Regions from separate parts of the Homo sapiens genome. Here regions 1 and 2 are each linked to region 3. A link is a loop called in an ENCODE intact Hi-C map of the cell type or tissue named here. Cell type or tissue: endothelial cell of umbilical vein. All regions are shown on one strand.

What was found. A loop is a pair of places that touch in the nucleus more often than their neighbours do. Peaks named below come from ENCODE experiments on the same cell type or tissue, not always from the same donor. Only the 100,000 strongest peaks of a DNase experiment are listed, where the experiment ranks them.
Region 1: a loop joins it to region 3, with 5 times the contacts of the local background. A loop is called at or near these places in 2 of 110 quality-filtered maps.
Region 2: it touches region 3 in a loop (7-fold over the local background); 2 of 110 quality-filtered maps call a loop at or near these places.

The regions. Positions count from the first base shown.
Region 1 is chr4:89,537,874-89,540,373 of GRCh38, reverse strand. It overlaps LOC124900855, which reads left to right. Exons shown (of 5, transcript XR_007058464.1): 4 at 140-466; 5 at 1,988-2,166. Among named protein-coding and RNA genes, the nearest start is that of GPRIN3, 230 kb to the right of the region's middle. In endothelial cell of umbilical vein, no CTCF peak of the experiment used is centred here; DNase peaks (open chromatin) are centred at 113, 713, 1,263 and 2,013; H3K27ac peaks cover 2,500 bases.
Region 2 is chr4:89,548,992-89,551,491 of GRCh38, reverse strand. It overlaps LOC124900855, which reads left to right and starts at 168. Exons shown (of 5, transcript XR_007058464.1): 1 at 168-432. LOC105377329 (a long non-coding RNA gene) reads right to left here and starts at 102. Exons shown (of 4, transcript XR_007058469.1): 1 at 1-102. In endothelial cell of umbilical vein, no CTCF peak of the experiment used is centred here; a DNase peak (open chromatin) is centred at 1,421; H3K27ac peaks cover 1,183 bases.
Region 3 is chr4:89,488,411-89,490,910 of GRCh38, reverse strand. No RefSeq gene overlaps it. Among named protein-coding and RNA genes, the nearest start is that of GPRIN3, 180 kb to the right of the region's middle. RefSeq lists an enhancer at 742-1,334. In endothelial cell of umbilical vein, no CTCF peak of the experiment used is centred here; a DNase peak (open chromatin) is centred at 1,460; H3K27ac peaks cover 1,608 bases.

The sequences.
Region 1 (2,500 bases), 49 kb before region 3:
AATCAGCATTTGGTTTTCACTCAGAGGTCATCACCAGGGAAACTGTCAAAGTCAAGACAGGAAAAGAACAACCCCAATTAAATGAGTCATTTGACTGAACTTTTCTTTGCTTCTCACTTCTCTGTTCTTAACCCACCAGGAGAAAAAGAGCTTCAGGAAAGGGAGGATGGGGAAGAGTTTCTGCAACAGATCTTGATACTTTTCAATTCCAAGTCTTATGAGCCAAAATCTTGTTGCTGATGGAAGGAAGAGAAAGATTTAAATTGGATATAAGCTAGCTAGGTTGATGTCAAATAGCTGAGAGTGATGAGAAAGAATGGGATTTCCTTTAGAATGTCACTAAGGGATAGAAATGAAAATTCTACAGAACAGTTGAAGGAAATGACTTTTAAAAGAAAAAGAGAAACAACTTCATATCTGTGTCTCATCAAATTCACATCATTCATTAATCTGGCTACACATTGTTGTAAGTAATTCATATTTAAATTAGTTCGTCTAATCCTTTCCTCACTTAGTTTTCTGATGTGAAGTCACAGTGGAAATGGAACTGCTGATTAGGGAAGGCACAGAATAATTTTGAGGTATGAATGTAGTTTGGGTGAGACTGCCTGGATAATAATAATCTTGAGTCAGAGTTACCATGTGGCAGGCATTTTATGAGAATCTTTGGGAAAACTCACAACTTTGCAAAGTCACTGTTATTTACCCCAGCTTGCATGTTAGGAAAGCGCATCAGTGAAATCGTGTGACTCATCTAAATAAATCAGTCTAAGATAAGGACCTCAGATAGAGGGCATAATTACAAGGCCATTCTGCAGTCATTACACATATCATGTGGCCTCCAGAGGGGAGGAGGGCAAGGGTATTTTGGTGGTGATAGTGGGGAGAAAGAGAAGAGGAGGTGAAAACCCAGAAGAGAAAAAGAAAATAAACAGGATAAGTAGGAAGATGCTAGAAATAACATTTTACAACTTTACACTTACGGCTAAGGATGACCTGAAATATTTAACTTCGTAAAGGTTTATCCATGGAAAATCAAAGTACTAACTTTAAAACACATAACATTTTTGTGCCTTACCATTATCAATCTACTCTTGGTTCTATATAAATGTCTATGTTTTTCAGAAAGGAACTTGTATAAAACTAATATTTAATCACAAAACTTGCTCCAAGAAAGGTCAGTGTTTTAGTTCAGATAAGCTGTTTATTTCCATGTTTGGGAAGACCCAAGCCAAAAAACCAGAATGGAAAATGGAATGTAGCCCTAGTTCTTCCTGTGACTCGGGTTTATTGCAAGGATTTCCTTTCACTGGAAAACATCAGACATAACAATATTCAAGTATGCTCACATAAATACATTACTCAGCAGAGATAACATAAAATTATACACAATTGTGAAGAAACTTAACCTCCACTATCTTTCACTAATGCAGACTTATGAAGCCCTTTAAGTTCTTTTATATGAATACAATATAAAATATATTGGAATACCATTATTCTTTCTCCAGTGCCTAACCTCTTCCAAATGTCTGCATGCAAACACAGAACTGATAGATTGTATGTCCTCAGTGTGTATGCATACGTGCACACATGTTCATATATTTACATGTGCATGAATGGAAGATTCTAAATCAAGTGACTCAAGAGCTGAATATATCTCTGCTTTAGTATTTACTGAGTTACACTGATAAAACCTAGATGCCATACCAGAAGGAACTTCCATTAATGCACAATCACCTTCAGATATTTTCTATAATCTGACCATGAAAATAAACACCACTTCTAAAGGTAAGGCCCAAAGTGATTCAAGGTGAACCTTAAGAAAATAAAAAAAATTGTCATAATTAAACCAGGTGTCTAAAATATAGCCTGTATGTTCTGTTCAAACTATACTTCCCTGTTTAATTTACATGGAATTTTTCTAAAATGCTAAGTACTCCCTTTGTGTCTGCCCATCACAATAAAACAATTTGTTCTCTTAATCTAGGAACATGAGGACATGAGCAATAGAGGAAACCTGGAGGAAGAGGGTGTGGCATGTTGAAATTTAAAAAGAAGCAATGTGTATTTGCAAGTCAAACCAATATAATAAAACCAGTGGTTATTTTTTAATGTTTTCAATCATTGGAATATACATGAATTTTCACAATAAAGTGTGCTAAAGTATTCATATCTTTTAGACCATTATTTGTCCTCCAGTAAGAAATCTACAAAAAAAAAAATTGACTTTTATTTGAAACAACAGTACATCTGAGAATCCAAAACAGTGTATCTCCATGTCGCTCCAGCACTCTAATATTGAAGTGTTTCAACAGGATGTTCTTTCAAAAACAAAGGGGGAAATAGTCCACATATTGACTAGAAATATGTTTGGCAAATGTGGGAGAATAATCTATTACAGTGAATTAATCAGGGAATTAATTTTATACATAACAAGACAGCTAGAGGTAAGCCAAGAGTTGGTGCAGGTGTTAAAAGAAACAAAAACTGAAGCTCCTTC
Region 2 (2,500 bases), 61 kb before region 3:
AGTTTTTCTTACATGATGCCTGCTGTACATACCCCCCAGTCATTCCTCTTTAGAGAAATTGCTGAAATGTCATGTTTGCCAATGAGAGGCAGACAGAAATCTGAGTGCCAGCTAAAAATTCCGGAACAATATTGTCATTCTAAAAGCCAAGCATATTGTTCTATTGCAAAAGTTCTAGTCCAAAGTAAGGACAATTTTTCCCAAGTGATTGAGTGGAGCAGCAAATGCCTGTGAAAATAGTAGATATAAAAATATCAGCAAGAGCCAAAATTACAAGACTGTTTCTGAAAATATTCCGAAAGAATGTTTAGAAAACATCTTTTTCCAGGTAGACAGAGAGTTTGTGAGGCTGCATCATTGGCATCATTTTATCATCACCATCCCGCTCAGGAGCTCAAGAAGAGGGGAACTGAGTCAGTTAGAATTACAGAGGTAGGGAAAGTTGAATAATGGTTATATTGCTACATCATCTGTACCCTAGGCTGCAGGAGCTAGACCAAAGAAGTTGCTCCTCCTCTAGCCTCAGTGGAAAATGAATGCCTATTTATAGTCTCACTAATGTATAATATAATTACCATAGGAGCAAGCTATCAGGTGTTAATGCTGAAAAAAATGTTTCTGTGCTATAATGTCAAGTTTTAAAATGCAATTTCTAAAATTATAACAAAAGTTGAACAATTAAACTTTATTTAATAACAGTTCAGATTTTTGTTTTTACATGTTGTTTCTATAACATGACATCCATGTTGACCAACTGTCGACTTTAACATTTTCAGCATTCAGCAAAATGTGTATTCAATACACCTCTACTGAATTTGATAAAGATTTGTTTTCTTTTTGTTGAGATGCTGTTCTATTTCTATGTTGAAATTAAATTTTATATTTTTATATTTGAAAATTATATAATATTCCTAGGGAATCCTTTTCCACCCTTTCAAGTACTTTTAAAAAGCACTCTTAAGATTCAATCCCTCAATTATCCATTTTGGAGTTAACACAAGCTTCCATAAATTTTTTAAAAATCTATTTTATTATTGGAAATATGCACTCTGATTTCAGACCTTGTATGGACTTATTTTGGTTTTGAAACTTTTATCAAAATATATATTTTTACCTTCTGTAGACTGCATAGTTTGTACAAAGTTCTATTCTTATATTTTGTTACTATAGACAAAAAGTCAAAATTACATTTTGAATATATGGCTTTACTAACTAAATATGGACAAAAGAGAAATAATGAACCTGTGAGAGAAATGGAATGTTTGTGTGATGGGCCAGATGCTGCTGTGTTCATTTGCACAATGAGCCCTGACTCACTTGTTTATTAGAAGCAGGTACACATCTAGGCAGTGGCTTATGTCCATTTAAAGGCAGTTATTAGAAACAGCTAGAAAATAATTCATAACTCTCAAGAAAGAAATTAGAAAAGAATGCCAGATGGAAATGAATCACATGAAGGGCAAAGGGCATCAGGGTAAATTATAAACATAGTGCAATTTGCCAGTTTAAGCAGGAAACAAAAAGAGAAAGGAAAAAGAAAGCTTTCGGACACAAAGTAAAACTCTGTTGTCCAAAGTGAGATTCTTTCAAGTTAAAATGTGATTATCCCATAAACAGCTAAATGACCCTAAATATAGCAGTTTTATTGATTTATATATTTAAATTAATTATGGCTCATGCCTGTGATCTCAGCACTTTGGGAGGCCAAGGCAGATGGATCACTTGAAGTCAGGAGCTTCAGACCACCCTGGCCAACACAGTGAAATCCCATCTCTCCTAAAAATACAAAAATTATCAGGGTGTGGTGGCGCACACCTGTAGTCCCAGCTACTTGGGAGGCTAAGGTGGGAGAATCGCTTGAACCTGGGAGGCAGAAGTTGCAGTGAGCCGAGATCGTGCCACTGCACTCCAGCCTGGGTGACAGAGTGAGACCCTGTCTCAAAAAAATAAAAGACAAAAATGTATATATTTATTATATACAACATGATTCGAAATACATTTACATTATGGAATGGTTAATAAAGCTACTTAACATACGCATTATATCATATACCTTTTTTGGTAATAAGAATAATTAAATCTACTCTCTCGGTGACTTTTCAAGAATACAATGCATTGTCATTAACTGTAGTTAACCATGTTGTAAAAATAGGACTCTTGAACTTATTCTTCCTAATTGAAATTTTGGATCCTTTGGCAACATTTCCCTAACTCCCCACCCTTTCCAGCCACTGGTAACCATCATTCTACTTTCTACTTGTATGAGTTCAACTTTTTTAGATTCCATATGTAAGTGAGATCATATAGTTATTTGTCTTTCCGTGTCTGGCTTATTTCACCTAATATGATGTCCTCTGGTTCATCCATATTGTTGCAAATGACAAGATTTCCTTTTCTTTTAAGGCTGAATAGTATTCAGTTATGCATGTACATGACATTTTATCTGTTCAGCTGCTGATGGACACTTAGGTTGTTTCCACCTCTTGGCTATTGTAAATAG
Region 3 (2,500 bases):
GGCCCCACCCACATCCTGCTGATTGGTAGAACCCAGTGGTCTGTTTTGACAGGGCACTGATTGGTGCGTTTACAATCCCTGAGCTAGACACAAAGGTTCTCCACCTCCCCACCAGAGTAGCTAGATACAGAGTGTCCATTGGTGCATTCACAAACCCTAAGCTAGAAACAGGGTGCTGATTGGTGTGTTTACAAACCTTGAGCTAGATACAGAGTGCCGATTGGTGTATTTACAATCCCTGAGCTAGACATAAAGGTTCTCCAAGGCCCCACCAGAGTAGCTAGATACAGAGTGTGGATTGGTGCATTCACAAACCCTGAGCTAGAAACAGGGTGCTGATTGGTGTGTTTACAAACCTTGAGCTAGATACAGAGTGCCGATTGGTGTATTTACAATCCCTTAGCTAGACGTAAAGGTTCTCCAAGTCCCCACCAGACTCAGGAGCACCCAGCTGGCTTCACCAGGTGGATCCCGCACGGAGGCTGCAGGTAGAGCTGCCTGCCAGTCCCGAGCAGTGCACGCCAGCACTCCTCAGCCCTTGGGTGATCGATGGGACTGGGTGCCGTGGAGCCGGGGGCAGCGCTCGTGGGGGAGGCAGGAGCCCACGGAGGAGCGGGGAGGCTCAGGCATGGCGGGCTGCAGGTCCCGAGCGCTGCCCCGTGGGAAGGCAGCTAAGGCCCCGCGAGAAATTGAGCACAGCAGCTGCTGGCCCAGGTGCTAAGCCCCTCACTGCCGGGGGCCGGCGGGGCCGGCAGGCCGCTCCAAGTGTGGGGCCTGCCGAGCCCACGCCCACCTGGTACTCGCACTGGCCTGCAAGCACCACGCGCAGCCCCGGTTCCCGCCCGCGCCTCTCCCTCCACACCTCCCTGCAAGCTGAGGGAGCCAGCTTCGGCCTTGGCCAGCCGAGAAAGGGGCTCCCACAGTGCAGCGGCGGGCTGAAGGGCTCCTTAAGTGCCGCCAAAGTGGGTGCCCAGGCAGAGGAGGCGCCCAGAGCAAGCGAGGGCTGTGAGGACTGCCAGCATGCTGTCACCTCTCACCCCGACCCCCATCCCCCCAGGTTAAACCCTGCCTTCAAGCCTAAAACAGCCTGAGGACTGAAAAACTGAACTGCCAGTCCCGGATGAAGCCCGCCCTTTCCCCACCGCCCTGCAACCCCCCCACCCCCACTAACACCCTCCCCACCCCGCCACCACACCCCCTCCCACACCACCCCTTATTCTTTCTGAAGACGGAAAGAGAAGCTGTGCACTGAGAGGCCGCGGTGGGGCATCGGGAAGTTCCACTGTTTGCAGGGAGGAGAAGCCTGGCCTAGGCTCTCCTGTTCCGGGGTGGTGACCTGGGATTCAGTCTGTGAGATGGAGGCCTGTTAACAGGAACTCCTATCGCTTTGCTGAGTTTTTTTTCCTTTTCGCCCAATACATTTCGTTCCCCCTCACCCTTCAAAGTGTCTGCGAGCCTAATCTTTCCTGGTCGTGTCACAGGAACCCACTGTTTTCCTACAATATCTATACAAACAAACTCATAAATCATGTGGCTTCCGCTGGTCTTTTGAAAAAAGAGCAAATTAACTTGAAACTAAATGTTAACATTTTAAACAACCAATTAGAAACTAGTATTGAAAATTAGTTGTTTGGTTAAGACAAGCTGTATGTTCTATAAAGTAATGATTGATTTTGTCATTTTGGGAGAAAAATGTTTAAAAAGAATTGGTCCCTTGGTATGTAAATACTAAGTTCCAGAGAAAAAACATAGTCTAAAATTCAAGAGCTGAGTAGCACTGTGTTGAATTTTACTGTTTTCAATTATTAACAAATTCTTATTTTTAGTTACTCTCAAAATTTGTTAAGACACTAAACAGTATAGTGTAGCAAATGTTTCAAAGTTAATGAGAATTATTAATGGTAATTTTTATCATATGCCCTCCCTACAATGCTAGTAGATTAATAACTAAATACGGAAGTTACCCACAGCTTGGCTGCCAGGAAGAATTATATAAACTAATTAACAGAAAACCTTGCGGGAAACTGGTCTCATTAAAAATCTTGATAAAAGAGGGGAAAGATGCCATAAAGAAAAAAAAAAACAGATTTTCCTACATATAACCATTGTTTCTTTGTAATGAAATATATCGTAACCAAAATAAAAGGTAAAAGGCTAATAAAATATTTTCAGAAAAAAACATGAAAGGATAAAATGCAAGCACATATAAGGAAAAATTAGTAAACAAAAAATTGAAAAAGTAAATAAAATTTTCATTAAAATTTGGAAAACATACCTAATAAATATACACAGTGTAAAATAAGGTAATAATTTATGCTAATGTGTATAATAAATGTGTATAATAAAATAATTTATGGTAATGTGTATATGTACATTGATATCATTTTAGAAACCATTTTTATTCTGGGTTCCAAAAATTACATAAAAGTCTCCTTCAATGCAGTAATCTCACTCTAGGGAATTTTCCTAAAGATTATCTAAAAGAACTAATATATTTCTA